Regions from separate parts of the Mus musculus genome. Here all the other regions are linked to region 1. A link is a loop called in an ENCODE intact Hi-C map of the cell type or tissue named here. Cell type or tissue: left cerebral cortex. All regions are shown on one strand. Links, peaks and the distances in the headings refer to the core of each region. The heading gives the core; the rest is flanking DNA. Region 1 has its middle 4.6 kb from the start of Kctd7. Region 2 overlaps Crcp (calcitonin gene-related peptide-receptor component protein). Region 3 holds the start of Tpst1 (protein-tyrosine sulfotransferase 1). Region 4 holds the start of Asl (argininosuccinate lyase).

Evidence for each region. A loop is a pair of places that touch in the nucleus more often than their neighbours do. Peaks named below come from ENCODE experiments on the same cell type or tissue, not always from the same donor. Only the 100,000 strongest peaks of a DNase experiment are listed, where the experiment ranks them.
Region 2: a loop joins it to region 1, with 4 times the contacts of the local background. A loop is called at or near these places in 20 of 42 quality-filtered maps.
Region 3: it touches region 1 in a loop (2.0-fold over the local background); 10 of 42 quality-filtered maps call a loop at or near these places.
Region 4: it touches region 1 in a loop (7-fold over the local background); 15 of 42 quality-filtered maps call a loop at or near these places.

The regions. Positions count from the first base shown.
Region 1 is chr5:130,136,553-130,144,046 of GRCm38, reverse strand. It overlaps a transcript of Kctd7 not described here. Among named protein-coding and RNA genes, the nearest start is that of Kctd7, 4.6 kb to the left of the region's middle. In left cerebral cortex, for the core only: a CTCF peak has its summit at 4,425 (motif pointing right); a DNase peak (open chromatin) is centred at 4,440.
Region 2 is chr5:130,039,954-130,047,447 of GRCm38, reverse strand. It overlaps Crcp (calcitonin gene-related peptide-receptor component protein), which reads right to left. Exons shown (of 6, transcript NM_007761.2): 4 at 5,148-5,242. Among named protein-coding and RNA genes, the nearest start is that of Crcp, 14 kb to the right of the region's middle. In left cerebral cortex, for the core only: a CTCF peak has its summit at 3,109 (motif pointing left); a DNase peak (open chromatin) is centred at 3,097; H3K27ac peaks cover 332 bases.
Region 3 is chr5:130,078,183-130,085,676 of GRCm38, reverse strand. Tpst1 (protein-tyrosine sulfotransferase 1) reads right to left here and starts at 6,307. Exons shown (of 6, transcript NM_001130476.2): 1 at 6,016-6,307. In left cerebral cortex, for the core only: CTCF peaks have their summits at 3,975 (motif pointing right) and 5,229 (motif pointing left); DNase peaks (open chromatin) are centred at 5,156 and 5,904; H3K4me3 peaks cover 773 bases; H3K27ac peaks cover 733 bases.
Region 4 is chr5:130,020,214-130,027,707 of GRCm38, reverse strand. Asl (argininosuccinate lyase) reads left to right here and starts at 3,327. Exons shown (of 17, transcript NM_133768.5): 1 at 3,327-3,414; 2 at 3,612-3,666. The coding sequence starts at 3,655. It overlaps Gm40334 (a long non-coding RNA gene), which reads left to right. Exons shown (of 3, transcript XR_868562.1): 1 at 1-70; 2 at 1,686-1,911; 3 at 2,514-2,580. In left cerebral cortex, for the core only: a CTCF peak has its summit at 3,863 (motif pointing left); DNase peaks (open chromatin) are centred at 3,337, 3,790 and 4,176; H3K4me3 peaks cover 1,009 bases; H3K27ac peaks cover 343 bases.

The DNA of each region.
Region 1 (7,494 bases), core at 2,177-6,176:
GTCCATGTGTCCTGGGAAAGGGCCCAGGACTGGCTGGTTTGTCTCCATAGCAGCGGGCCAGTGAAAAAAGGCCTAAGCAGGCTGTCCTTGAGGATGTGTTGTGGAGGGCTGAGGGCACCTGCTGTGTAATAGAAATTGAGCACTGCAACACCAATGGCTGGCAAGGACATGGCTGCTGTGCTAGCGCTTTTTCCGTGGACTCACACAGGAAGGAAAACCTTGGTTGCAAATACCTTTAATTGCAGCGACTTGAGAGGTTAGAAGGATTTCTGAGAATTCAACTCTTGTCTCTAGTATAATAAATAATAATAATAAATAATAACGGAACTGAGTATGGTGACTCACGCTGCAATATCAGTACTTGGAAGTCAAGGCCAGCTTCAGCTTCATAACATTGTGAGTCCAAATTGGGTTACATGAGACTGCTAAAAACAAACGCTAAAAATGAAAAAAATTAAATAACCACAGATGAGAAAAGAGAAAACCCCACTCCCAAACAGGGCTCCTCTTCTCCATCTGACCTGCCCACACATGCGTACGCGCAAAGCTGTGGCTTTATCAGATGCCTCCTATTTGTTTAAATTAGCCATTCAAAAATAAGTGGATGGAGAGTACACCACCAAAAGGCTCAAGCCCTCCTTTTGAACTGGATTTCTGAATATCTTCTCCCCTGGCAGGGAATCTGTGTTTTGCTGTATGTGACTTCAATAAAGCTTGGCTGACTGCCGAGTCCTCGCCTTTCCTGCTTGGTCATTCTTTCAACTGGACAGAGAAAAAGAAGCCATACCCGCAATTCTAGATGACCCTCTCCATGATAACGTCATCACCTCTGCACCAGGACACAGACAGAAACAGGCACTCCCAGAAGGCTCTTCCCAGCTAGTCAGATGACCCATTTGATGCAGCACGTCTCAGTCACGCATCGACTGTGTGACCTCTGTTGGGGGAGGTTCCTTCAGAAGAAGCCCCGCATCTTTCCACAGCTCCAATAGGCTTTTGTTACCTGTCCCAATAAACCACTTAAAAGAGAAAATCAGAGATTTAATCAACATGGCCCACACTGCGAAGAGGAAATGGTCATGCCAATTATCAGATGAACTTTAGGCTTAAGTAGATGACAGATTGAGGCAGAGGCTATGCACTAGTCAAGATGTGGGTTGTCTTGGTTTTGATTCTGTAAGTTGGTCCAAAGAAATCCTTTCAAGCTGATTAGGATAATTCCTACTCCAGGTGCGGCCTCAGTATCACAGATAATTTTTCCTATGGAGTGGTGGGTGGGTGTCTATTCTGTGAGCCTCTGCTGGTCCTAGAATCCAAGATGACTTTCAGATTTTGAACAGCAACTGAACGCCTTTCTAAGCCCCTGAAACAGAACACTGTCAAGAGGAGGCAGTTAAGATGGCTCAGTCATTCATTCTGTTGCCTTCCGCGGTGAAGGGAACTGGGGTAGGCTAAGGCAGATACTCAAGTGATTCGCCTGTGTGGAATCAACCAGGACTTTGACACAAAGAAGAAGGAGACGAAATGAGGACAGAGATGTGAGTCTGGGTTTTGTGTGTGAGGGCATCCAGAAGAGGGCCTCAGATCCCCTGGAGCTGGAGCTAAATACAGGAGGTTCTAAGTTGGCCAATGTGGGTGCTTGGATCAGAATTCAGGTTCTCTAGAAGATCAGCAAGTGCTCTTAACCACTGAGCCATCTCTCCAGCCCCCTGTAATCAGTTTTCTGTGCTGGAGCTTTCTTCTACTTCTGCCAAGAATTTCCTTTAGGAATGCACTTTCCCATTTGGTTTCGTTTATACAGCTTAGGAACTCCAAGGTCAGCAGCCTGGGATGAGGGCTGCTGGGAAAGTAGGAAGGGATAAAGGGGGAGGTCTGGGAAGGAGGGCCACTCGCTGGCAGCATGCAGTTACCAACCGCACCACTCTGGGAATAACTTCCAGCCAGTTCGCAGGGCAGCTGCAGAAGAGTAGGGGGCCTCTGAGGATGGGCTAGGCAGCACATGAAGATGCAGAAATCTCAGAGAATAGAGGCTGTGATACCTTGGAACTCCACCAAAGAATTATGTCACATGACACCAAACCCTGAAATTAGGCGCTGAGTTAATCTTTTTGCCAACTCTACCCAAAGGAAACTTTTTTTTTTTTTTTTTTTAAAGAAAGGAACCTCATGTGCTCACTCAGTTGCTATTTACTCTCCTGATTTTATTTTTCTTTATGCGTCTCTGGGTGCTTCTGGACCTGTATATGGGTACCAGCAGAGGCCAAAAGAGAGGGTCGGATTCCAGGTGGTTGTGAGCCATTTGACTTGGGGCTAGGACCTGAACTCAGGTCCTCTGGAAAAGCAGCAAGTGCTCTGCTGAGCTGTGCTTCCAATCTCTATTTTAACCTGAGAATGGGTCTCACTCACATATCCCAGATTGACCTGGAGCTCCCTAGGCAACCCCGGATGAGTTTGAACTTCTAATGGCCCTGTCTGCATCCCCCGAGGATACACCATCGCGCCTGATTTACCAGCTCTGAAGTTCTGACGTTTGCAACTGAATTCCGCTGAATCCTTTTAGTTGGCTGGAAAATGTAAGGCTTGAGGCACTACTACTCCTGAGGCAATATAGGATTAAACAAGCAAGAGCGTAGGTTAGCCAGCCCTTTCTGCCCAGAGCCACAGAGTAAAATCTTCAGACTTGGCAAGCCTTTTGGTTTCTGTCATTGTAGCAAGAAAGCAACCACAGACAAGAAATGAGTATGTGTGGCCAGCCAGATGTGGTTTTCTGGCCAACATTTACCACCGCTGGGGAGAAAAGGGATGGAAATCTCAGCCCAAACCAGCTCCATCTGACTTATATACATGAGCTTCTGCCTCGTTCTGGATTCACATTGCAATTATCTAGTGGGGAAGACCAATAAGGAGCCAAGTCCCGATGGCATCAATAGTGCTAATCGTTACTCAAAAGGATACGTTTAAGTAGTAAGTCATTAGAAAATATGTTGAGCAGGGTGGGTCCTCATGTGTCTTGTATCCCCAGCCTTTGAGGCAGGAGGATTAGGATTAGCAGTTCAAGGTGGTCCTCAGCTACCTAGAAAATTCAGTGCTAGCCTGGGATACATGAGATCATAGCTTTAAAAAAGATAACCAGGCAGAGAGAGAGAGAGAGAGAGAGAGAGAGAGAGAGAGAGAGAGAGAGAGAGAGAGAGAGGAGAAGAGATGAAAGTATTATACTTACATAGGCATGCCAATGACACTATTCAAAACCATAGGGACAGAGCTCACCTGTAGGATTAGAGAATTCAATCTTTTGGGTTCCCCCAACCCCCTTCATCCATGTTTTGGGACTGGAGAGCTGGCTCAGCAGTTAAGAGCACAGACCGCTCCTCCAGAAGATTGGGAGTCAATTCCCAGCACCCACTTGGTGGATTAAAACCCATCTGTTAACTCCAGTCCCAGGGGACCCGACACCCTCTTCTTGCCTCTTTGGGTACCAGACACTCACATGGTACACAAACAGAGATGCAGGCAATACATATAAATAAAAACTTTAAAAAATGGTCTTTGTTTGTTTATAGTAGAGTCTCGTGTAGCCCAGGATGGCTCTTCATGCTCTTATGCAACCCAAAGAGACCTTAAACTCCTGATCCCCCTGCCTCCAAGTCTGAAGTACTGGTATTTCAAGTGTGCACCATCACATCCAGCTTAATAATAATAATAATAATAATAATAACCCCACTGCGGGGGACATTTTGTAGAAAAAACCTTCTCCTTGTTATTTTTTAAAAGTTTAAAAGACTTATATGTATGAATGTCGTAAGTGCACATAAGCATGTGTGTGTGTGTGTGTGTGTGTGTGTGCGTGTGTGTACATGCACTAAATGCCTGCCTATTACCAGAAGAGTTGAGCAGAAAGTAGTGGATTCCCCCAGAACTGGAGTTACACATACAATGTGTGTGCTAAGAACTGCACCCAAGTTCTACCCAAAGGCAACAAGTGTTCTTTTGTTTTGTTTTGTTTTTTGGGGGCAGGGTTTCTCTGTGTAGCCCTGGCTGTCCTGCAACTCATTCTGTAGACCAGGCTGGCCTCGAACTCAGAAATCCACCTGCCTCTGCCTCACAAGTGCTGGGATTAGAGGCGTGCGCCACCACTGCCAGGCACAACAAGTGTTCTTCATCACCAGGCCATAGCTCCAACCCCACTTTCTCTTTTTAAAAATAATATTTTCATGTATTTTTTTTCTTACGTAGTCTGTGTATTTGAGGCCCAAAGGACAACGCGTAGGAGTCGGTTTTCCCAGCATGTGGGTTCCTGGGATAGACCTCAAGCTGCCAGGCGTGACCTTAGCTGCCTTTACTCACTGGGTCCAAAGTGGACAGAACTTCCATTTGTTCATAATTCTTTCCTATGGCAAAAGTTTTTCAGATTCGGCAGTCATTCCATGCTTGGCCAGCAGAGGGCACTTTAGGCTTTTCCTATCAGAGCCAGACCACAAGGTCAGAATTCTACACTACGTAACACCAAACAGTGGCTATGCTGTGAAAATCGACCAACTCTAGATTCTTAGTAATAACTCTGGAGTGGATGAGACACACTTATTTATTTTTCTAAGAAGATAGGGCCAGGTATGGGAGTGAGCTCCTAGCACTTGGGAGGCCGAGGGAAGTGTTCAAAATCATCCCATAGCTGGAGGCCAGGGTAAGCCCCAGACCACCTCACAAAATCAAAAGTAAAAAATATTAAACACAAGTCTTATATAAGCATCGTACATATGTACATACATACACCACACACACACACATGCCTACAAATTGAAAATAAATAAAAACAAAAGGACTCAAAGCAACAACAAAAACCAAGCCAGATTTTAAGGAAAAAAGAATGCCCTGCCTAACCAATTCCCTACCAGCCTGTTTTTGGTAGTGAATACTAGAAGCCTTGTGACTTCGTGAAATAAGGGTTTACATTAAAGTCCTAAGGACTTTAATCTACCTGGAGTCCTTAGGACGCAATCGTGCCTGAGAAATGACTGAGTCCAGGGTGGTATTTAAGAAGTTCCCATGAGTACTAATGACGAGTTAACAGAAAAGCTCCTGTGGAAAGATGCTGATTGGCAGGTAATGACTGAGTAGTGATGGTCACTGGCAGGTCATTAAGACCTGGCTCTGGGTCCAGGCCACTGCATTCGCACCCCACCCACAACACTTACTCAATGGGCGACTTTGCGTAGGATGCTTGATTTCCTTGAACTTATTCATGATCTTGACAGACGTGGGTCTCAGCACAGCATCCACCCCGAGCTCCATCGTTCAGGCTCCAGCTCCGGGCAAAGCGGTTTGCCCTGGCCCTGGTTCTTGAGGCGCTCTAGGCGATCCTTCTCAGAATGGCTGGTTATCGGATGTAATACAGAAGGGCTGTATGTTATTTTCTCCTTGCATTCTTTATCGTCTTATTTTTAAAAACAGATCTTAGGTTTTAAGTGTACGGGTGTTTTGCCTGTATAGCAATACATGCCTCTAATTCCATCACTTGGGAAGCTAAACAAGGTGTATCATGAATTCAAGGCCAGCTTAGGCTACGTGAGACCCTTTCTCAAAATAAGAAGATTAGAGAAAGGCTCTACTCCTTATTAATACTTGCTTTTCTTGCACAGAACCCAAGTTCAGTTCCCAGGACCCTCACAGTGGCTCCAGCTGACACCCTCTTCTGGTCTCCTTTCACACAGCACACACATGTGACTGCTTTTCCAAAAGTCCTGAGTTCAAATCCCAGCAACCACATGGTGGCTCACAGTGTACTCATATACATAAAATAAATAAATAAATCTTTTAAAAAAGAAAAATAAATTAAATAAATAGATAAGCCGGGCAGAGGTGGCACGAGCCTTCAATTCTAACACTGGGGAGGTAGAGGCAGGCGAATCTATAAATTCAAGGCCAGCCTGGTCTACAGAGTGAATTCCCGGACAGCCAGGGCTCCACAGAATAACTGTGCCTTGAAAAACAAACAAATAAATGAACAATAAATAAAGTGCAGAAAAGAATATCTTTTATCATTTGGAAAAGAATTGCCTTTCTTCATGAAGCTCAAGAAATATATTCTTAGCCGGGCGTGGTGGCGCATGCCTTTAATCTCAGTACTAGGGAGGCAGAGGCAGGCGGATTTCTGAGTTCAAGGCCAGCCTGGTCTACAAAGTGAGTTCCAGGACAGCCAGGGCTACACAGAGAAACCCTGTCTCGAAAAACCAAAAAAAAAAAAAAAAAAAAAAAAAGAAATATATTCTTAGACCAGAGCCAGGCATGGTGGCTCACATCTAAAATCCTGGCAGAAGGGTTGCTACAATTTTGGGGTTAGCCTGGACTACACAGTGTAGTTTACCTTGGTCTACAAAATGAGACCTAACGACCACCAATGCAGAGGGAGCAGAAGTTAAGTTTATGATCTAACTCCCAGCACTAGCCAATTTTGTCAAAGGCCACAGCAACTTTCCAATTGGATGCTTGCACACGTATTCCCTGCTTGCTGCTTACAATAAAGCCTTGCCCCGATAGACATTCAGGGCTCCCACACACACCAAAACTGTCCTGTGTGACGGTGGTACGTTGTGGGAGCTTGACTAGAATAAAGACCCTGCTGTGAGTTGCATCAGATCGACTCCTGGGTGTGTTTTGGGGGATCACTAACATTTCCCTGTCAAACCATGACCACTCTGCTTCCTGGGCAACCAGACGCGACAGCCACTTTCCCTCGCCTTCCCTCCGTGATGGACTGTAAGCCACAAGCAGCTTTTCTTCCTATGAAGTTGTTTCTCTCAACTATCTTGGTCACAGCAATGCAAAGGAAACTAGCACAGGTGTCTGGTTTTAGAAGAAGAGCTAGGAGAATCTTCCAGAGGACACTGGACTTGCAGAGACCTCAGGACAGAGAGGCAGCTACCAGGTCAGGAGCAGAGGGGAAGACATCCTAGGGAAAGAAACAATGTACAGAGGCCTATGGAGGGATGGAGCCGAGAACTGGGGCTGGATCGCAGGAGATGGTGGTCTCCACTCCCAAGGAGAGGAGGCCAGGGCAAGAGTGGGACTGGTGCGTCTGCTGAGATTATTTACTGTAATGGTGTCTTCACAGAGGGCGAAGTCTTTGATTAGGGTTGGGACAGAGGAGCTGGAGGTTAAATGGATAAATTCAACAAATATTTGACGGTGGGATCAAAGGTCTTGTATTCTTGTATATGCACGGACGGAAAGAGAGTGACCTTTATGTGTCTGGCTGAGTGACAGGGCAGAAGGGACTTTAGTTAGTGACGCGGATATGACCAAACCGGCTGCAGATGTGAAACCGGAACGCCACATAAAATATCTTGCCCTGTACCTGGCAGAGGAAACATAATCGATACTTGTGGTTACTATGTATTATCTCCGCTATTCTGTGTTCCACAATAATGACTTACGGCAAAAAAGTAGCATCTTTGACCTTAGACACAGGACGCCAGAACCAACTGGAACAGGACTCAT
Region 2 (7,494 bases), core at 1,215-5,214, 96 kb after region 1:
TGGTATAAGGCCCAGGATGACTTTAATGCCTGATCTTCCTGCCTCCTCCTCTTGTCAGGATTACAGCAATTATCATCTGACATAAGAGATACACAGCCCACTGTTGAAGAGGTTAAAAGGTGACAGGGCTTCAAAGATTTATTTCATCTTATTTACAGGTCTGGGCGTTTGTCTGCATGTGTACTATGTGCACTACTCATGGATACCAGAAGGGGGCGTCAGAGTCCCTGGGTCTGGAGAGACGAACAGTTATGAGGCTCCGAGTTGAGTGCTGGCAACCAAACCCACGTCCTCTGCAAGGGCAGCAAGTGCTGTTAACCACTGAGCATCTCTCCAGGGACAGGACATCAAGGCAGAGGAATGGTGTCACCGTCTCTATCCCTACACAGGTGGTAAGTTCTACATTTCCTCCTCAGTCCAACTCATCTTTTAGTTCTGTTCAACACAAATGGGGTTTAAAGATAATTCTGGATAAAGATGAAACGCACACCACAGTTGCCTTAGCCAGGTTTTGGGGAAGCAGTGTAAGCCATGTATTCCCAAGCCTCAGGTTCACGTCTGTAAAACAAATCAGAGTCGCACTTACAGCTCATGAAGGTCACGAGAGGCAACAGTCTCACATCTGAAGTGGCCGCTATCATCACTTGCCTGTTTTCCACTTGGCATCCAAGCGTGAAACACTTCTGACATGGAGAAGGAAATGACCTGTCCAAGCTTCCCAGGAGTCAAGATAACTTCCCACCCCAGCTCACATTAGCCATGTGCTTCTAGCAGAAACATTCACCATGGCGATGGAGACAACGGCCGACAACAGTTTCCCCCCTGATGCAGGTGCTAACAATTACAGCCCGAGCACCATGAAGTTCTGCGCCTCAGCAACCCCTAAAACATTTAGCAGTCAATCTACTCAACAAATGAGATTTCACAGTAGAGAGGTGCTGACCTCATATGCAGGAAGCCTTGTGCTCAGTCCAGGGCGGATGGGAGGCAAGAGGGAGAGAAAAGATGAAAAGAAACAAAAAGGGGAGAGTGGAGAGAAGAGGGAAAGGAGACTTTGCATTGAGCCCTGAGAGTTGTCTGGGCAAACAAGGAAGCAGGGCTGGGGATGTGGTTAAGTTGCTAAAACTCCTGCCTACCATTCGCAGACCCTGGGCTCCAGTGCCGGGACCGTATGAACTGAGTGTCCTAACCAACCTCTGATGGCCACCGCCAGCCACTGCTTCCTTCAGTCTCCTCCCATGGATCACAGCGTCACTCTTTTGTTGACCACTTGTCTTTCTGACTGTTCTTTGTGTCTGTCATCCTCCCCTCCAAATCCTCTTAGGGATTTCCTCAGACAAACGGCACAATCTCAAGAGCTACTACAAGCTTTGATGGAGAAATTCATGTTTCCGAGTTTTGTGAGCTGAGCTTCAGACCTCTGTAGCCATGTGCCCCTCCCCCTGCCACGTCTCCACGTAGATGCACCAGATGCTTTGAAACCAGCACATCTAAAACTACTGTGACTACTCTTTCCAGCACACTAGCTCCTCACTCTACTTCTAGTCTACAAGGACCTAGAGTCAGAAATCTGGGCACCACCCCTCACCTCTCACCCACTTGCAAGACTCAGCTCCCGGGCACCTGTATTTATGTGCCCTTCTCACCACTACCTTGAGTCTTGGTAACAGGACAGCAGCTCCACCCTCTGGACCCTTCCACTTTTCAGTACAAGCAAAACATCTCTTACAAGACTGAAAGCGTGTGACTGGAGAGATGGCTCCTTAAGTAAGAGCTATTGCAGAGGATCCAGGTTCGGTTCCCAGTGCGTGCATGAAGGCTACTGTCTATAACTCCTACTTCCAAGGACCTGACTGAAACCCTCCTCTTCCCGCCATGGACACCAGACAATACACTTACATACACGCATGCTATTCCCAGGAAGTCCAGAAGGTACAAATCCTCTGGGGACTAGGAACTTAGCCCAGGTCCTCAGCAAGAGCTACAAGTACTCTCAACCTCTGTCCAATCTTTCCAGCCAGGGTCCTCCCAAAGGTCTTGGTATGAAGTTGAATTTTTCTAGTTCATCCCCAAGAATCCTCTGAACTCTGCCCTTCAGAAGTCTATCTTCAAATGTCTTCATTTCATGAAACGATCACAAACTACAGACTGACACAGAAAAGCCTCAGGCCAATCCCCAACTGCAGACTTTGCCTAGCAAGCAGCACTTCCTCAGCAGCACCCGAGCCTCCCTTCATCTGACCATGAACAAAACAGTACCCCTAACCTGACACCCAGTGCCTCTCCACTACGTCCCCTCCACCTCAGCGCTGAGAGAGTCAGGCTGGCACAGCGCAAGTGTAATCTGAAGGGCAAGCTAAAGGAAGGGAAGGGAAGCCCTGGCTTGTAAGAGAAGTGTAGGGGAACTGTGAGGAGGGAAGAAGCAGGCTTTTCTCTTCTGAGAGCAGATCTGGGAAGACAGCTAGGGAAACCTGAGACTCTACCATCTGTACTTGAGCTTGGCTGGTCTGAGGTCCATGTCCTAAAAACATGGTGTCAAACCCCTGGAGCAATGTGTGCAGAACAGAAGATGCTCGGTATGACTGCAGAGCTCACTGGGCTGGCCTGCGAGAGCAAGGGTCATTCTACATAGCTGTGTGCCTTACAGGGGTGATCTCAGGATAGGAACGGAGGCTACTAGTCGGATACTGAGAAGCAAAGAGTGCAGGGCGAATCTAAAATATTCAAGAATCAGTTTTGGGTGGAGACTCGGGTAACACACTAAATACAAAATTACTTAACACCCAGTGCCAGAGTGACTCGGAGTTGATCTCCAACTGTATTATGATGAAATCTACCAAGTCAATAAATCACGGCTCCTGGCCTGCCCCCACGGACTCCAGCGGGGAAGATAACTACACAAAGTAATAAGCCCTGGAGCAAAACAGAAGATGATTTCAAGATCAAATAAAGACGTAAAGAACATGCCAGCAGTTCCTCTGTTAAACACGGTTTCTGTCTTAAAATACACTGGCCATCTTAGCTGGCATGCAGCCCCTTCACCAGCCACACAGGCCAAGAGGTAGAAGCCAGCCACCGTGAAAAAAGCTTGCTGGGTCCCTCTCCTGGCCATTGTGCAGCACTGCCAGGAGCTCTTGCCCAATATTATTTAAAAGGTTACATAAGCCTTGATAAATAATTAGTCTGAAGGCAGCAAAAGGGGAAGGGAGCCAATAATCCTCTGATTACTGAAGTGTGCTTTATTCCTATGTAGATTACAACCAATTTTGAATCAATTTGCAAGACAGTTCCTATTTTATAGGCTTCTTCGTCCCTTTCTCCAACTCCCCCCACTCTTGGGGGGTGGGAGGGAATACCGGTGAAGGAACCCAGAGCCTTAGCCATGCCAAGCAGTTCTCCACCATGGAAAGGACACAGGGACCATATCCAGATAGTTCACACAAACACCTGAGAAAGGACTTGAAAATCAATCATGAGAAGGCTCAGGGGTTCAGAGAGGGCACTGCTCTTGCAAAGAACCCAAGTTCAGTTCTCTGAACTCAGGTCAGACAGTTCACAACCACTTGTAACTCCAGCTCCCGGGAGCCCTTGCCTCTGGCCTCCTGGGCCATCTGCACTAACCTGAACTTCTCCACATACAGACATTTGCATAATTACAATAATTTTTAAAAGGAACTGCCATAGTCAGTGATAACCATGAAAACCCTCAGAGGTTTGGCTACACTCTACAAAACAAGAGCCACCTTAACAGAGGCTTCTCATAGGATTGCCAGCCTAAACTATCTGAATATAATATGCAAAAGGCCCAAGATACAATTTACAAAGTTATTTCAACCAGGAAAATATGACTTATTTTCAAAGGAAATGGAGAGATAGCAAACTCATGCTAACAAGGATCTTAGAATTATCAAAGATACTACTACAACATGAAACTAAAGTAAGCTGTCGTGAAATGAATGGACAACCAGGAGTTCTAGCAAAACGGAGTCATTCAAAAAAGGGAGGGGAGGGGATGAAGGCCGCAGAGGGGGCGCTGGAAAGATGGTTCAGTGGTTAGGTAAGAGTACTGGCCACTCTGCAGTGGACCAGGGTTTAGATCTCAGCACCCACATTAAGCAGCTCACACACCCCTGGACTCTAGCTCCAAAGGATCTGATGTCCTCTTGTGGCCTCCAAGGGCAACACACACACACACAGACACACACACACACACACACCCCTGGAACTCTAGCTCCAAAGGATCTGATGTCCTCTTGTGGCCTCCAAGGGCAACACACACAGGATTTAGATTTTTGTGTTCAGCGTTCTTTAGAGAACAGAGGCAGAGAAGTGAGCTTAATACTGTGTGAGCTATGGTCATCCTGAGCAATAGGACAAAGCTTCCGGAGAGCTGGACCAGCGATATCCACCTAGCATGTGCGAGGCCCAGGTCTGATCCCCACTACCATCAAACACCAAAAAGCCGAGCAGACAGACAGTGGTTTACAGAGCAACTTTTGGAAGTCATCAACATCAGCACTGATCTGCAGACATGGGAAGGCTTTCTCCTAATGCAAACCCTCAGCCTGTGCTTTTAGCTTCTGTAAACCAAACTCACACATCTAAGGCGTTGGCAGGCACCTAATGTTCAGGGAGACGATAATCAAGCTGTTTCTACCTCAAGCAAACACAAGTGTCAACGTCGGGTGACTTCATTGAGCACCTTATAGAAAGTACTTAGGTTGTGTGGTTTTTTTGGTTGGTTGGTTGGTTTTTTTGCCTGTCTTCCCTCCCCTCCCTGCACCCTCCAGCACCCAACAGTGCCGGGGATGAAAGGCCCTCATACACGCTAGGTAAGCACTAGTACCGTGCTATGCTCTCAACTCCGCGCTGTAATTCTGAACCCTGCTTTTCGTCTAATCCAGCTGTGATGACAGGCAGTAAAGAGCTTCAGGAACTGGGACCCTAAGAAAAGACTCCGAGGAAAGCACGCTGTGGCTCTACAAGGCCATGGGTCTCATTCTCAGTTGTCCTTCTACAACACCTTAAAACAGTGCTGTGTACAACTGTGAGGTCACAGTGACTGAATGCAGGTGCAGCGGTCACATGCAGCTGTTCAAAGGCCACATCTCCTGTTACCTGTCATCTCCTGAGGATAACTTACTTACTTGGTCAGCTTGTGGCTTTTCATTGCTGTGAGGAATTCTTGGACAATCGCTGGACTCTGGTTCCTACATGGTGTTTTTGATATGTACTTTAGTGTCTAAAGATAAATACACAAAAGGCAAATATAAGCTATCGAAATTGTGAGGTTTTTAAATAAGATCTATTTTGTTTTCATTCATATGAGCCTATGAATGTATATACACTTTAATACAGACACTCATGGAGGGGGGAGGCTTTGGAACCTCCTGAGACCAGAGCTCCAAGCAGCCGAGTCACCTTGCGTGGGTGCTGGGAGTCAAACGTGGGCCGTTTCAAGCCCTAGGATGTAGAGATGTGGATAAGCTGGAGACATGGCTCAGCGGTTAAGAGTACATATTGCTCTTGCAGAGATCACGATTCAACTCTTAGTACCTACATGGTGGCTACAACCGTCTGTAACTCCAGTTCTAAGGATCTGATGCCCTTCTCTGACCTCCACAGGCAAACAGGCATGCACATGGTGCAGACATACATGAAAGCAAACATCCAAATACAGAAAATCGTGACAGGAGAAATTTGAATAAGGAAAACAGTGCTAAAGTTTAATATTCTAAAATTTCCAGAATTTCAAGTTATTTTTTTATTTTTAAATTCTATGTTTCTCTGTGTGTCTGCACATGCATAAGTTTGTAGAAGTGCAGGTTCCTGCAGAGAAAGAAAGCAACATTGGATCTCTGACACTGGCGTTAGTTACACGTGGGTGGGAGCCACCCAGGGCAGGTGCTAGAAACCAACCTCGGGTCCTCTGTAGGAGCTATAAGCACTGCACTGCTGAGCCATCACTCCAGCCAAGACAGTCAAGTGTTTGGTTTGAGTTTTGCTGACTCATCATTTTAATGTAATACCTTCTTGTTACTTCCTTTCAGGTCCCAACCACGTCAGGAAAGAACATCCTTAGGAATTAGTTTTGCTCTCTTCCTTTTAAATGCTTTTAGATTTTCCAAGTTTTCCCTTAAACAAAGCATTGGGGTTTTTTGAGTGTAGTAAAGAACCTGGCCAGCCAGTTGGGGACACACGCCTTTAAACCCAGCTCTACAGAGGCAGAGGCAGACAGATCTCTATGAGTTCCAAACCAGCCTGGTGTGTGAGTTCCAGGACAGCCAAGGCCTGTCTCAAAAAACTGAAAAGAGGAAGAATTTGTGCTTGCATAAAGAGAGTTTAGCCTTTGTCCTAGACCTGGTGATCTCCAGGTCCTTGGAATGCTATACCTGGGCCCCCGGGTCATAAGCTTATCAGCATAACTTAGTGGCTGGCTCCACTTGTATAGTTTCAGAGCAAGGGTTAGCTAGCAGTGAGACCAGGGCACACAGGGCCTGCTGGCCATATTCCATGCGTGCGCCACACACTGACTGCAGGAAAGTAACATGGCCAAGTCTATGCGACCACAGAGGGAATTATGACTTGGGTATCCTCTGTTTCTTGATTCTCTTGGCTAATTTTAACCCTTTCCTTGTAGCAAGCTGTCACTGTGAACGTAATAGCTTCCATCCTGGGACATGAGGGGGAACCCACCTCTCCCTGGGCATTGGACAGATGTTAAGCATTGCTAAAACACTGTTAAAGTCAGTATCAGTGTTATTGCTGTTCTCATTATAAGCACTAGCTCTGATGTCCATTGTCCTATAGATAAGCACAGACCCTGTGAACGAGACACTTTCACCCCCTCACGGGTAACTGTTGGGCTCTCCTGTACTGAGTTAAAGGACTATCAGTCAAATAGTCAGTGGGCTACCATGCCAACAGAGCCATTCTGACGTCCCCCTAGAGGTCCTGGGGAAATGGAACCACTGCTGCTTGCTGTGGCTCCTGAACAGACAGGACTGTTTCGAACAATCTATACTGGTTTTTTTGGTTTTGTTGTTGTTGTTGTTGTTACCGCAAGCCACAATGATGATCCTGCACACAGTGCCATGCAAGCCAGAGGAAAGGCACTGCAGAGGGTCTGCTGCGACGTGTGTGAAAGAGACAAGGCTATGACTGGAACAAACATAAACCTGCGTGTGCACGTGGGGCCTGCTGTGGGCACTACAAACACTCCTTACTGTGGCTGGTCTTAATGGGATTTCCCACACATTAGAAACCGCCTGGGAAGGAGCCCTCACCTAAAGAAGCATCCGGCTGCCCTAACTGATGTGGGGAGCCCCGCCTGCACTGTGGACAGCACATCTGCCAGTGGTCCAGCTACAAAAGGGTGTGGCACAAGGGGGAGGAGCTTCTCACTCTTCTCACGCAGCATCCTCCTACTGCTCAGTTAATTTGCCCTGTTGCTGATGATGGTTCCTAAGCTGTTACCAGGAACTGCTTCCAAGT
Region 3 (7,494 bases), core at 2,028-6,027, 58 kb after region 1:
TGTATGGGTGCTGGGAATCCAACCCAGATTCTCTGGAAGAGCAGCCAGTGCTCTTAACCACTGAGCCATCTCTCCAGCCCCAGTGCAGCTTTCCTTTATCCCAGTCATTGTCCCATGTAAACAGGTATACTGCCTTCAACCTAGTTACTCACAGATGAAATTCTGTCATCTTTTTAAACATAGATATGAAGCTGCTCATCAGAAACCATATTACAAATTTTATGAGCATAATGGACATGCTTATTATTTAATTTTCTTGCACCCTCCTGAGGATTTCATGAGAGAGGCCTGTATAATTTTTCTAGCATAGGAAACATCCCTCAACTTGGTACTAAATAAATAAAATGCAATTCATAGTACCACTTATCTTTTTTTTGGGGGGGGGGGGGTTCGAGACAGGGTTTCTCTGTATAGCCCTGGCTGTCCTGGAACTCACTCTGTAGACCAGGCTGGCCACGAACTCAGAAATCCGCCTGCCTCTGCCTCCCGAGTGCTGGGATTAAAGGCGTGCGCCACCACGCCCGGCAATAGTACCACTATCTTAAATGCAGACTCTTCTTGCCATGAAGTTAGACTCCTACATCTCGGTCAAACACACAGAGCATATAAACAAATGTGAGTCACCATCTGCCTGCAGAGAACTCAGGAAAAGAAGATAAGAAATCTCCACACAAGCCACGATGGAATGATAAAAGGTCAGACAGACAGGAGGTATGAACAGATGCCTAGAACTAAAGAAGATGTATATCCGTGGGCTGGCAAAGGGCAGGACAGAGGAAACAGCACTAGCGTAGGAAACAGACAAGAGGGGCTGGGAGCAGGACCAGAGTATCCTGTCGAGAAGTCTCAAAGCAGCAGCGGGCATGGACACAGACTGAGGGAATAGTAAACAGTCAGTTTACTCTTGGGGAACAGAAATAACAACATAAAACAGAAACAGGGATCTGGACTGTTTCAGAGTTATCAGTGACCTAAACAAATGTGCCAAAATAATGCAGGAACCCCTTCTCCATAAATGGAAGCAGAGGCAGGAGAACTCCTGGGTCGGTAGAGTAGGACTTCCCAAAGTCCACTCTTCATGGAAGTGCAGGAAACTGACAACACCATCAAAACCAGCTTTCTCAGAGCTCTGAAAACTCACCAAAGGCTTACAAAAATCCAAGGAATGCTTATACAAGAAAGAAGGCTGACTCTCAGCCAGCAAAGTGAGTGTGGCGGCTCTATAATTTGCCTCACTCCCTTTCCCAGCTCTGAAGAAACCTTGAAAACCAACAGCCTCATAAACATCTTCTGAACATGAGCAGCCGCTGACTGGGGCAGGACAGGACTGCAGCTCCCAACAAAACAATGGCCTCAAGAGCCTCAACTTACCCTGTCTGGCAGCTTACTGAAAAAGTCCCATTCTTAAAACTTATCTTCATTTGAATGGAATCAGAGATGCCTTCATATAAACGGTCATATCCTCAAAGCATTTGTTGAAAATAATCAGACTAGTTAATGCAACAGCTTCAGGCAACGGCAACCGCACACGGAACAATCAAGACTAAAGATCTGGGGAATGAGACATTCATAGAGAGCTCAGAAAAGCCCTCAAATGTCCCAAGAACAGCTCTCAGCACTGTTTGATGTTCTGAACAAACAGGAAATGTGGACTAAGGCACAGTGGTAAACTACTGGTGTACACACACACACACTTCTAGGATGGTGGAGTGGGGGCTTCCAAAAGTCTGCTCTTCGTAAAACTAACAAGAACACTAGCAAATGATTAAGGCCAGCTTTCTCAGAACTCTGAAAAATTCATCAAAGGAATCCAAAACTCCAGGGAATTCTTATACCAGCAAGCCTGGTGAGTCTGAGCAAGCAGAAGCTCTATAACATACACCACTAGGTTTCTCCTTTCCCTTCAAAGCCTGCTCCATTTCCAGCATTTCCCAACAGGACCAGGACAGCTACCAAAGCCAGAAATGGAGACGTGGTCTTAGGGCTTTTGTTGTACTTCAGATCAGTAGCAGCATGCTTGCTTAGCCAGATGCGTAAGACCCTGAAGTTGATTCCCAATTCCCCAACACTATCCTCAAATCTATCCCTGAGCTCCGCAGGCCTTACCATCTTCACCGACCATCCTGTGCAGACCTCCACGAAGCCAGTCTTGCCTCTGTCTTAACTGCTCGTCTACAACACTACCAGAGGATCAGAGAGCTCTTTTCAAAACAGATTCTCTAAGCTGGAGAGATGGCTCACTGGCTGCTGCTCTTGCAGAAGACCCACATCACCTCAAGGGGCCCACAACTACCTATAACTCCAGCTGCAGGAGACCTGGTGCCCTCTTCCAGCCTTAGCAGGCACTATACTCACTGACACAAACTTACACATTCCCCCACAGTAATACACACACACACACACACACACAATTAAAAATCAAATAATTAAACAAAAAAAAGTCTATTATCAATGTCTATTCATGTTACCTGACACAGTAAAGGTTGCAGACATAGAAGCCCATCTTCATTTCAAAGCCCTGCCCTTAGGGCTGAGAAAGAGGCAAACGATGTAAACAAGCAAATGGAACCATCACGGGTAATTTTGACAGTAGACACAAAGCATAAGGTAGCCCAGCACGATGGCTCATGCTTGTGATACTAGCACTCAGGAGCCTGAGGCAGGAGGAACGTAGCAAATTAAGGGCCACCATAATTTAGAGTGAGATCCTAGACAAAAAAGAAAAAGAAAGAAAGAGAGAGAGAGAGAGAGAGAGAGAGAGAGAGAGAGAGAGAGAGAGAAAGGAAGAAAGAGAAAGAAAGAGAGAGAAAAGAAAAGAGAAGAAAAAAGGAAAAGGAAAAAGAAAAAGAAAAAAAAGGCACAAAGACTGGAAAATGGTTCAGTGGGGTAAAGTGCTTACCATACAATGATGAAGACCTTAGTCTAGGTCCCCCAGAACTCACATAAAGCCAGACATAGTAAGTAGTGTATGCCTATAATCTCAATGTTCCCACAGAGGGTGAAAGGTGGAACCTGGAGGCTCTCTGGACGCCTGCCAGTCAGCTAGCCTGACATACACGGTGAAGAAACAGAAGAGACCTTGCCTTAGGCCATACAACGTAGAAGGTGAGGACCAACACCAAGGCTGTCCTCTGAGCACACACACGTGCACCCACACTCACACAAACCTCCAGAAAAGGAAGATTAACAGAAAGCTTTTCTGTAAGCAGGGAGGTGGTGGCCCATGCCTGTAATCCTAGAACTAGAGAGGCAGAGGCAGGTGGATCTCTAAGTTTGAGGCCAGCCTGGACTACAGAGTAAAGGAAGGAAGGAAGGAAGGAAGGAAGAGGGAGGGAGGGAGGGAGGGAGGAAAAGAAAGAGCAGAAAGAGAGAGCTAATTTTTCTATAAAGCAGACACACAGTGAGATCTGACCCCGCCCCTTTCCTTCCCCTTTATTACACTTTATTGCTCTCCCTGCTGTTTCCTATACCAGTCTTCAGGTCAGGCATCCTTTTGGAGGCTGGTGAGAGAGTTCTACTGTTAAAAGTGCTTGCTATACAGTCACAAGGATGCCTTGTTCTAGCATATACACCCCCAACACATACACATGTGCACAAAGTCATATGGACACATACACACATATAAATAAATAAATCTTTTTTAAAAATCACTTTGGGGGTGTTGGAGAGATGGCTCGGTGGTTAAGAACACTTGCTATTCTTCCAGATAATCCCAGGTTCAATTCTCAGCACCCACAGGGCAGATCACAATCATCTCAGGCACTGGCTGAGCACACCCAATGCCTGAGCCAACCTTCTGTCAAGGAAGAGAGAAAAAGAACTGAGGTCATAACGTGATACATGACAGACCCAAAGCAAGAAGTAAGAAGCCGATTCTGACATTTATTATGAAAGGTATATTTTTTTGTGCATATGTTGTGTGCAAGTATGTGGATATATGCACATGAGTGCAGGTGCACCAGAGTCCAGTAGAGGGCGCCGGATCCTCTGGAGCGGAGTTAAGGGCAATTATGAGCCGCACAACATGGGTTCTGGAAGGTGAACTTAGGTTCTTTTCAAGAGTAGTACAAGCTCTTAACTGCTAAGCCAGCTCTATCTACAAGTCCCTGGTTCTACGATTTCTATGGAGAAATGGTATACATACATGCATACATACATGCTTAGGTCACAGGTAGGCAGAAGAGGAAGGAAGGGACAAGCAGCCATGTGTGAAATGCTGAGATGACTTCATCAAGCAGAGATGAAAACTGAAAGCTGAAGTTTACCAGAAACAGGAACTGAATAAAACAACTTTGAATAAAAGCAAACACCCTGAGCATGCTGGTGCCACATGCCTATAATCCCAGCACCCAGGCGACTGAGGACCCCTCTTCCTGAGGTAAAAGGACAGATCAGAATCAAATAAGCACAAACAATAAGCAAAGAGGACAAACCATTAGGAACCCAGGCCTAACACCCACCAATTTACTGTTAAGTGAGAGACATGTGTACATACAGAGAGAGAGAGAGAGAGAGAGAGAGAGAGAGAGAGAGACTATGCCAACAGTCAGAGCCAAGAAGCAAAGACATCTGAACAGCAATGTAGGTTCAGATGTATACAAACAGAAGTCAAAGGCTCTCCAAGTACTACCCAATGTTCGGGCTACCTTCCATGTGCTAGACCTACTGTGTGGGGACCATCAATAAGTCCTTACCCATTATGGGAACAGCTAACCTAAGGACAAACTATGATGCTTATTTGTAGACATATCTCACATATTTATTACGGTCTGAGTGTCTGATGCTGTGGTTCCTGTGGAGGTCAGAAGACAACTTGCAGAAACCAGTTCTCTCCTTCTACCATGTTCTGGGTTTGCAGGCTCTAACTCAGGTAGTCAGGTTTGGCAGCACAAGCCTTTACCCCTGGGCTATCTGCTTGTCTCCAGCGCTGTTTAAAGCACGGCACTCAATTTGCATAGTGGTCCATACTTGTCATCCCAACAACTGGGAGGCTGAGGCAGAACTGCTTTGAGTTCAAGACTATAGTCAGCGCTGGCCAGTCTAGAACGAGTTTGTGGCCCTGACTCATGTGAGAGTGCGGGGTGGCTGGAGTCCAGCGCTCAGGGATTTAGAGCACTTGCTGCTCTTGCAGAGGACTGGAGTTCAATTGCCAGTACCCACGCGGTGACTCCCACCCACCTCTAACTCCAGCTCCCAGGTACCCAGCGCCCTCTTCTGGCCTCCTCAGGCACTTAAGCGCACGCATCGTGCACATACATACATGCATGCATTATATATATATATATTAATAGTAATAATTATAATTATGGAACTGGCATAAGGAGCATGGTAAATGTCCCAAGTGTCAAGTGTCAAGAGAGGACGAAAAGGAAAAGGTGGCGGCTGATTAAAGCCAGAGGAGGTGAACAGGATATAAAAGGGTCTCCAAATTAAAAGGGTATGCACCATTCCATGAAGGGAGTCAGCAACTGACATGGAAAAAGGGACTCACGGTGGCCCACGCCTGTCATCCCTTGTTGAGACGAGACGACCACCACCAGCCTGATCTACATGATGAACCTGAGGCCAACCTGGGCTAGATGGTGATTCTGAGGTCAGCCTGGGATACAAAGTTAAGTTTGAGGCCAGCTTAGGCTATACACAGGGAGTTCGAAGACGATGTGGGCTACAGGCTAAATCGAGTTCAAAGCCAGCAAGGGTTACTCTGAATTCATAGCCAGCCTGGGGTAAACAGTGAGATGTCTCATGGGGATGGGGGTGGGGGAATCCTCAAAAAAACGGGATGACGGTCTCCATCAAGGCTAGGGATATCACAGTGAGCGTGCGTGCGCAGGTGAGTCGGGATCCGGTGAGTGGAGAGCCGAATGCCTGCTGGGCAGACATGGCAGTAGCGACCGGGACTGCTAGGCGAAAGGAGCGGGAGGCGCCGGGCGGCCCGGGGGATGGGGGAAGGGGCAGGCGGGATGAAGGATGGAGGCGTCCCGGGCTCGGCGCCCGGAGAGCGGCGCCGCTTACCTACGATGGCGGAGGCGCAGCCGTGCCGTCGCTCCGGCATCTTGGGCTTCGGCCGCTTCTCCGGCCGCCCTAGTTGGTGGCCATAGCGCCCGCCCCGGGAGCGCGTCCTCACCGCCAGGCGACGGCCCTGCCCGGCCCCGCCGAGAAGCGCACCCGCGGCCGCCTCAGCAGCGACTGGCCGCGGTCGCCGCCTCAGCTCCTGCCTCCCGCCGCCGCGTGGCCGCGGGATCTCACGCACGCCGCCATAGGCTACCCGCAGCCGGGCCGCGCGATGTGTCCGCCTCTCTGATTTGTCGGTTCCGGGGGGAGGCGGGGCTTGAGAGAGAGCCCGCGGGGCAGCCAGGAGCTGCGGGGTGGGGTCTGACATCCGGGGCCAGCGTTTGTCGAACTCGCAAAAAGGGCTTATACCCTGCTGCTGCCTACACGGGCAGTTTGTGGCTGGAGTAACAGAGCCGGTGGCCTAACTGGAGGGGAGCCAGGACTTGTTCCGGGACCCTCACATGTCCAAGAAGACCTTCATCCCTGAAACAGGGCAGGGACAAACAAAAAATAGTGTTCCTAAAAAGTCCCCTGCACTGCCTGGCCATTGCTTGACGCAGCTGTCAAGCACACAAGTCAATTTGCACAGTATTCCGTACCACAGAAAAGTATTAGTGAGGGCTGAGGATGGAGCTCAGTCGGGAGAGTAGGCGTGAAGCCTTGGGTTCCATCCCCAGCATCAACTGGATATGGTGGTACATAGCTCGAATCCCAATACTGAGGTCATACAAGGCAAGAGGATCAGAACTTCAAGGCCGTCCTTGGCTACAAGGGGGAGTTTAAGGACACTCTGGACAGCATGAGTCCCTGTCTGAAAATAAAGATGTATAAATGAAAGAAGGTGCGATGACTTAACCACTATAATATCTCAGAGGGCTGTGGCAGGAGGATTGCCAGGAGTTTGAAACCATTCTAGGTTGCTTCGTGAGTTCCAGGCCAAAATGTATTACAGGACAAAATCCTTTCTCAACCTCCCTTTGCACCCTGCCCTGAAGCCAGGCAAGGTGATTCATAGCTATTATCCTGAGACTCGAGAGGCCAAGGCAGGACAGAATTCAAGAGCTATCTGGGCTGCAGAGCAACATCCTGTCTCGGAGTTTAAATTTTTTAAAAAAGAAAGGTTGGGGATGGAACTCAGCTGCTAGAATGCCTGACCCAGAGCGTCACTTAGCACCATAGAAGCCAGAAAGAGTGACACGTGCTTATTAACCCAGCACAAGCCAGTCTCTGGCATGAGCACCTGGAATTGAAGTTGAGCCTCAGCTTCACGGTGGGTGAATCTGGGGCCCGTCTGTGCTGCAGGAAGTTCTATTGCAGAGGAAAGAAAAAAAAAGAAGGAAGTGGGGAGCATGCTCACAATCTCAGGACTTAGGAGGGGGAGCCAGGAGGTCAGCAGTTCAGGGTCACTCTTGTCTATGTACTGAGTTTGAGGCAAGTCTG
Region 4 (7,494 bases), core at 1,991-5,990, 120 kb after region 1:
GCTGGCACCCATGTTCAAATGGCATCCACCTAGACACCTGGGCAGTGAGCTCAACCTGGTTGATACATCAGTGAGTGTCCTGAACTATCTGGTTTTTGTTTGAGTTTGTTTGTTTTGAGTCAAGGTCTTAAGGAGCCCAGGCTGACCTCAGACTGGCTATGTAGACAAGGATTCCTTTGAACTCTCTGTCCTCCTGCCTCTCCCTCCCAAGCAGTGCTGGGGATGCTTGGGAAAGCACTTCCTTAGTGATCTGCATTGCCAGCCTTTCCTTGCCCTTTGTTTTCATCCAAAGGACTGGAAAGGCGGGTGATTGTCATGTGAGGCTCAGGGGCAACCCTGTTAGTGGGTTGTTCATTAATGTGATCCCTCGGGTGACTAGCCAGATCTTGGAGAGCTTTCCCGGGCAGATGGGCAGATATTGCATGTGAGATGCTAATCTTTACACTTCCTGCCTCTGTGTCTCCTACTCTCCCAGACTCTCCTTTCCTCACCTTGAGGAGCGTGGCGATTATCAGGGCCACCTTCTAGATATGCTCCATGAGAACTTAAAAAGGCTATCCATATAAAATATTTAACACAGTGCCTACAATATGTTAGAATTCAAGATATTGCCAGGTGTCTTGGCACACACATGTCACCTCCAGCCCTTGGAACCAGTCTCTCTTTGGTTTGTCTTGAAAAACCAAGAGAGAGAGAGAGAGAGAGAGCTCTAGTTAACTCTCCTAAATATTTTTCATTTGTTTCAGTTATTTGACACAGGATCTCATATAGCCTAGTCCCACCATGAACTCACCTATGCAAGTGAGGATAAACCTGAATAGATCTGAAACTCCTGACCCAGCTTCCACCCCCTGACAGCTGAGATCCCAGGCATGAACCACTATGCTAGCTTTAAGCAGGATTAAGATTCAAGCCCTGAGCTTCATGCATGCTAAGCAAGCACTCGACCAACTGTATCCCAAGGCTTCTCCTAAGGTTTCCTAAACTTTCTCTGCTCTTTGGATACAAACCAGAGCTTGAGGTTTCCTAGGCTGACGCTCACAGGGTGAGAGTGAACTAAGACTCCCTCTTGCTCTGAGAGGGCTCTACTCTGAGACATGCCACCAGCTTCTTTTGACAGGCACTCTAATGCCAAGCCAAACTCCAAATCCTCCCTGGGTGATTCTAGACGAGTGTCCAGTGCTGAGCCATGCCCTTCTCATTTCATAGATTCTAAGCGAGTGCTCTATTTCTGAGCCATTCCAGAACTCTTTTTTTTTTTTTTTTGGTTTTTCAAGACAGGGTTTCTCTGTGTAGCCCTGGCTGTCCTGGAACTCACTCTGTAGACCAGGCTGGCCTTGAACTAAGAACTCAGAAATCTGTCTGCCTCTGCCTCCCAAGTGCTGGGATTAAAGGCATGCGCCACCACGCCCAACCATACCAGAACTCTTAAGCACTTACTATAATCTAGGTCTATTTGGCATGATTTTGAAAACTTGTTTCTACACAAGGCATGGAAGTTTGATTAAAGTCCTGCATTGTGTGATACAGACATTCTAGCAACTACTGAGCATGCTCCTCGAATGTTCCCAGTCCCATCTTGGCTATCTCTAGCATCTCTGGTCTGTTGGTGATTAAAAACGTCCATAGTCCATAAGGGGCTGTAGGGATGGCTCCGGGGTTAAGAGGATGTGTTGCTCTTGCAGAGAATCCAGTTTCAGTTTCCAGCTTGCCGAATACAGAGGCTCACTGTCGTCTGTAACTCCAGTTCCATGGATGCCCACGTGCTCCTCTGACTGCCACTGGTATCAGGCACATACATAATGCACATACATACACGCATCCTCCATGATTGGAGGTCTATCATGACACACCTGGTCTCCACAGTGGCCGCTGCCCACTCTTCCAGCCATGTTCTTGTGCTGATTCAAGGTAAGCCCAGACCTCCTGCTTTGAGAATGAACGTGATAGACTGAAGGAAGCCCTGAGTTTTAACCCTCAATTGCCCGTTAGAATCCCTTTCTAGACTCTCTAAAGAATACCAACTGGACTACATCCCAACTTTGGGGGGGAGGTTTGTCCTTTTTTTTTGTACATTTATGTATGTAGTATGCATGCATGTGTATGTATCATGCATATGCATAGAGTGTAGAGGACAATTTGGTGAAGTCATTCTCTCTTTCCACTATGTGGGTCCTGGGATCAAAATCAGATTGTAAGATTTGACAATAAGCACCTTTACCCATTGAGGCACCTCACTGGATCCATCTTTTCTTTAGGTAGGCATTTATTTGGGGGTGGGGGAGGGGAGGTGTGCACCACTTGCCACAGAACATGTGTAGAGGTTGGAGAACAACCCTTTGGGGTCCATTCTTGCCTTTCCCCTTATTGAGGCAGGGCCTCTCTTATATTTGTCACTGCTCCAAGTTCCAGACTAGCTGGCCCCCACATTCCTCTAGTCTTCTCGCCCGTCTTGAGTAGAAATACTGAGACCACAGATGAGTCCCACAGCCGACCTTCTATATGATTTCCAGGGATCGAACTCAGCTGGCCAACCTTTCAAGGCTAGCTCTTGTGCTGAGCCATCTCTCTAAGCCCTGGATTCAAAGTCTTGACATTCCTACCTCAGGCTCCCGACTGCTGCGATCGCAGGTATGTGCTAACAGTTATCACAGGTAACTTAGCATTTAGCAGATATCTTTCCACAGCCTGACTGCCAGCCTTTTTTTTTCTTTCTTTTTTTTTTTTTTTTTTTAATTCCATAACCCAGGCTACCTTGAGCTGGCTTATGCAGCTCAGGATGACCTAGAACTTCTGACCCTCCTCCATCAATCTCCCGAAAGCCAGGACTACTGGCGTATACCACCATGCTTCATTAGTAGTCTGTATTGGCCTGGAACCTGAAGCAAGCCTTTTGCCTCAGCCTCCAGAGTACTGGTATAACCGGCATACAAAACCATACCTGATTTAGCATGATTTACCTCTGCCCCCTACTTTAAGACAAGGTCTCACTCTTTAGTCCCTGTTGCCCACCCCCAAGCCCCCTACCCCTACCCCCCACTCCCCACCCCGGCCGGCCTCTGCCTCCCAAGTGCTGAAACGGTTTTGAAACAGGTTCATCTGCAACCCAGGCCTGGAACCTCCAGCAATCTTCCTGCCTCAGCCTCCCGGGTGCTGCAGGGATGACAAACCTGTCGTCTGTCTTCACCTCAGCAAAGGTTTTGTGTGCTTGAACCTCAGTACAACTAGTGCTGACTCCCTGGAAATCACCTCTTCCTGCTGCTAGTAGCTTAGCCAGAGGTGGTCCCGCCCATAAGCGTGATTGATGAGTCACACCCACCTCTCCCAATTGGCTCTACTCTTCCAGGAGGCGGGGACAAGACAGAGGGGCAGCGGACGCCATCCGGACCAGAAAAAGCCAGGAGAGACCAGAAGGTAACCTGGTCCCTGAGTGTCTTGATCCACTAGGTCCAGGGAACGTGGGACAGAGGGAACAAACAAGAAGGAACGCGAAGTCTGTGGTGCGCTTGCTGAGTGCTGCCCACGTCCTGCAAGCCGAGCAGGTGTCCCAACTCCGTCCCTGCCCCGTAGACCTCCCGAGCCGAGTTGGTCAGTGTGGTCTTGTCTTCCAGATTCGTAAGACAGAAGCTCCAGGAGGAGGAGGAACCGCCCAACATGGCATCAGAGGTGTGTAGGACTGAGGGGACCTTGCAAAGGAGCGGGGAGGAACCAGTCGGGTTTAACCGCGTATGGGGGCCATCTCCTGCCACACAGACCTGCAGTGATCCTGAAATTCCCGACCACACTTCCAAAGACTGGCTTCACGTAGACTCAGGGATGTCCGCGTCGTTATCTGCCCATCCAGCGCCACCTAGTGGCTTATGTAATGATCTCACTATTGGCCACTATGTCGGGCGGTTTTCCCCGTTTTTTTTTGTTTTTGTTGTTGTTGTTTTGTAGTTTTTTTTTTTTTTCTCGTTTGTTTTTTGAGACAGGGTTCCCATGTGTAATCCTGGAACTCGCTCTGTAGACCAGGCTGGCCTCGACCTCAGAGATCCACCTGCTTCTGCCTCCCAGAGCGCTGGGATTAAAGGTATGAGCCACTGAGCCCTGCGTTTTCCCTTTTTAAAGAATTATTTTAAAATGTATATTTGTATGGATGTTTTGCCTGCATGTATAGACGTCTGTGAACCCCGGGGCTGGCTACTCCCTATGTGGGATCTAAAGGAATGGAGTTACAGATGTTTGAGAGCCACCATGTGGGTGAAGACCAAACCTCCATGCTCTTACTGGCTGAGCCCGGCTCTCCAGCCCCTGTTTTTCTTTCTTTGAGACAGTGGCTAACTTTTAGCCCAGGCTAGACTGGAATTCACCTCTACTCAGACTGGCCTTAAGCGTCTGACAAGTCACCTGCATCCACCTGCTGAGTGTTCAGATTCCGGGTGTGACCTACCACATGAAAGCTTTCCACTTTTTTTTTTTTTTTTTTTTTTTTTTAGCATTGTTTGTTCGTACATAAGTATGTCCATGTGAGCTCTCATACATGTGGTGATCAGAGGACAAAATGTGGGAGTGGATTCTCTTTTCAACAGGCTTGGCAGCAAGGGCCTTTACCCAGTTAGCTACCTCATCTTCCTTACATACCGCTTTTCACCCCACATCCTCTTGTCAGGCCCCACCCAATAGGATAACTCTCTCCTCCTATTCGCTTGTTCCCATGTATAGGAAAACTTGAGTCCCTAAATTGTCCTTGAGGTCCATCATATAGAACCGGCCAGGAGGGAGGGACCTCTCTCCGTGGCCCCAGTGACTCCCTAGGGTGTCGCTGTCCTCTCCTCTGGGCCAGGAATCCCTGGCTTGTCTTCCTATTTAGTGAAAGGTGTGCAAGATATAGGTCTCCCGTGGGCTTGGTTGGTTTAGCTGGTAAATGGAATGATGACAGCTATTGGGCTTCACCTGTAAGGAATGGATCTCAGAGTCATAGCTCTGAACTCTTAGGGAATGGAGGCTGTAGGGAAGCAGATGCCTGCATGTGTGGTCCCTTCTGGTCTTCGTTAGCTGGCAACTCACCTCCTTCCTCGTAGCTCATCATTCCGATTAAAGATTTAACTCACTTGAGTTACGACGGCCTGATCTGCTTAGCTGCTGGGTCATGCGGAGGGTCAGGAACAAGGGCTGGACTTTGGAGCCAAACAGATGTGATTTGTACACCAGGGTCCTTGACCTCTTAGTTCCTTTGTGAAGTAGGGGTGTTGGTGTCCACTTCATAAAAGGATGTAATTGCAGTACCATGTAATTGCAGCGGCCCATGCCTCTAAACCCAGCACTTGGGAGACAGAGGCAGGAGGAGCTCCATAAGTTCAAACCCAGCCTGGTCTATAGACTGAGTTCCAGGACAGCCAGGGCTACACAGAGAACCCCTGTCTTGAAAAACAAACAAAGAAAAAAAAAAAAACAAACAAACCCACACTATTAATCCTCCTACATCTGCCTCCCTAATGCTGGTATTACAAGTGAGTACCACTACACCCAGCTAACAGTAACTTTTCCGATGCTTCTCTTGTGCATTTAAACTGAATCTTACTCATTCCACTCGGCCCTTTTCCCCTTCTCCCAGGCTTCCAGCGTGCAGCAATACCCTCTCCATTTGTATTGGTCCAGCCTGAACCTATCTCCACAAGCCAAAACACATGGCTGGGGTTGTAGCTCAGTGGTGAAACACCAGCTTAGAATCTCTCACTAAGGGACTGGGCTATGACTCTGTGGTAGACCACCTGTGTCTCACAAACAAGGCCCTGGGTTAAATTCCAAATATAGGAATGGGTGGGGTCAAGGGGGAGTGTGTGTCTGGAAGCCTGCTGATGGAATTAGAGCTCAGAGTTCTGCACTCCTGGAACACAGTGGTCTGGGCTGCAGATGGCCTCAGCTTGCCTGAAGCCATTCTGTGGGTTGATACTAATTGTTCTGGCTGCTGTCCTGCTTATTAAGGAGTTGTTATTACCAACAAACCAGGCACAGAGGCCGAAAATCTGGAAAGGAAGGCAGTGGCAGGATGCTTCCTGGGCCTTCCCCTGCAGCCTCCTGACTTGTTTCTCCATACTGACTGTCTGGCCCTGACCCACAGGCCCCAGGGGCCCAGGGGGGAAGGGTGTTGAAGGAGATCCTTCGAAGGTCAGGTGTAGATCCTCTCACAGAGCTGGGGGTGATGCTGGAGGCTGCTTCTGCGGTTCAGAGTCCTTCTGGCGGTTGAGCACAGAGGGGGTGGGCTCCTAGCCAGGGGCCAGAGCAAAGCGCCTGCTCCCTTGAGACACTTCAGGGCTCAGGAGGCAGTGTTGGTAAACTGCTTGCTTTGCAAGGGTAAGGACCTGAATTTGGGTCCCAGTGCTGAAGAAGTTGAAGCTGTTGACCAGCCAGCCTAGCTGAATTCAGGATCAGTGAGAGACAGTGTCTCTAAGAACTTGGTGATACACTGTAATCCCAGCACGGGGGTGGGGTGGGTGGAAGGGGAGACAGAAGGTGAAGATCTCCAGGAATTCCAGACCAGCTTCATTTATATAGTGAGTTCTAAGCTAGCCAAGGATACAGAGTGGGGTCCTGGGTGATGGTTTGAATATTAACTAAGACACCCTGTCTCAAAATTAATAGTAGCAATAAGTAATAAGGTAGAGCGCAATTAAGGAAGACACCACTGACTCCAGCATTCCTGTGTGTGTGTAGGCACACACACACACACACACACACACACACACACACACACAAAGCAGAGAAAACAGAGCACACCCTAACCCTGAACACCCTCAGTCTTCCTTCAGTATGTATTCGCTTTGCAAATGATATCAAACTAAATGCTTATAACGTTGGTTCTTAATCTGTGGGTCACGACCCCTCTGAGGGTGGGGCTTTCCCAGGGGTTGTGTGGGGCCATCAGAAAACACAGATATTTACATTGTGATTCATAGCAGCAAAATTACAGTTATGAAGTAGCAACAAAAATAATTTTATGGTTGGGGGGGAGGGTCACCACAACAGGGTGAACTGTATTTAAGGGTCACGGCTTATAACAAGCCTATCTTGTGGGTACAAACCTTCCTTATTTGTAAAGAGGCAAAACTGAGACTTCAAGGAGTTATATGGTATACCCAAGGGGAAGAAACCTTATGTTCCCTGTGGCTTTTGCACACACAGACTCACACACTCCATGTCCGCCACCAGTGTCCCTACCATGCTTTTCTGCTGGTCCTGGGTTAGCTGTTTCCTGTATATTCTGCACCCCTTCCTATGGCCTGTCCATATCCTGGCCTGTGTCCTTCTCTTTCCAAACACAAGCCTCTCTGACCTATCCTGCTGCTCTCTGGTGGCTGGAGGTGGGGGATCAGCTAATGTCGTCTTAGAAAAACAATGATACAAAAATAGGGGCTGGACAGAGTGGTGGTGATGCACGCCTTTAATCCCAACACTCTGAAGGCAGAGACAGGTGGATCTGTGAGTTCGGAGGCCAGCCTGGTCTACAGAGTG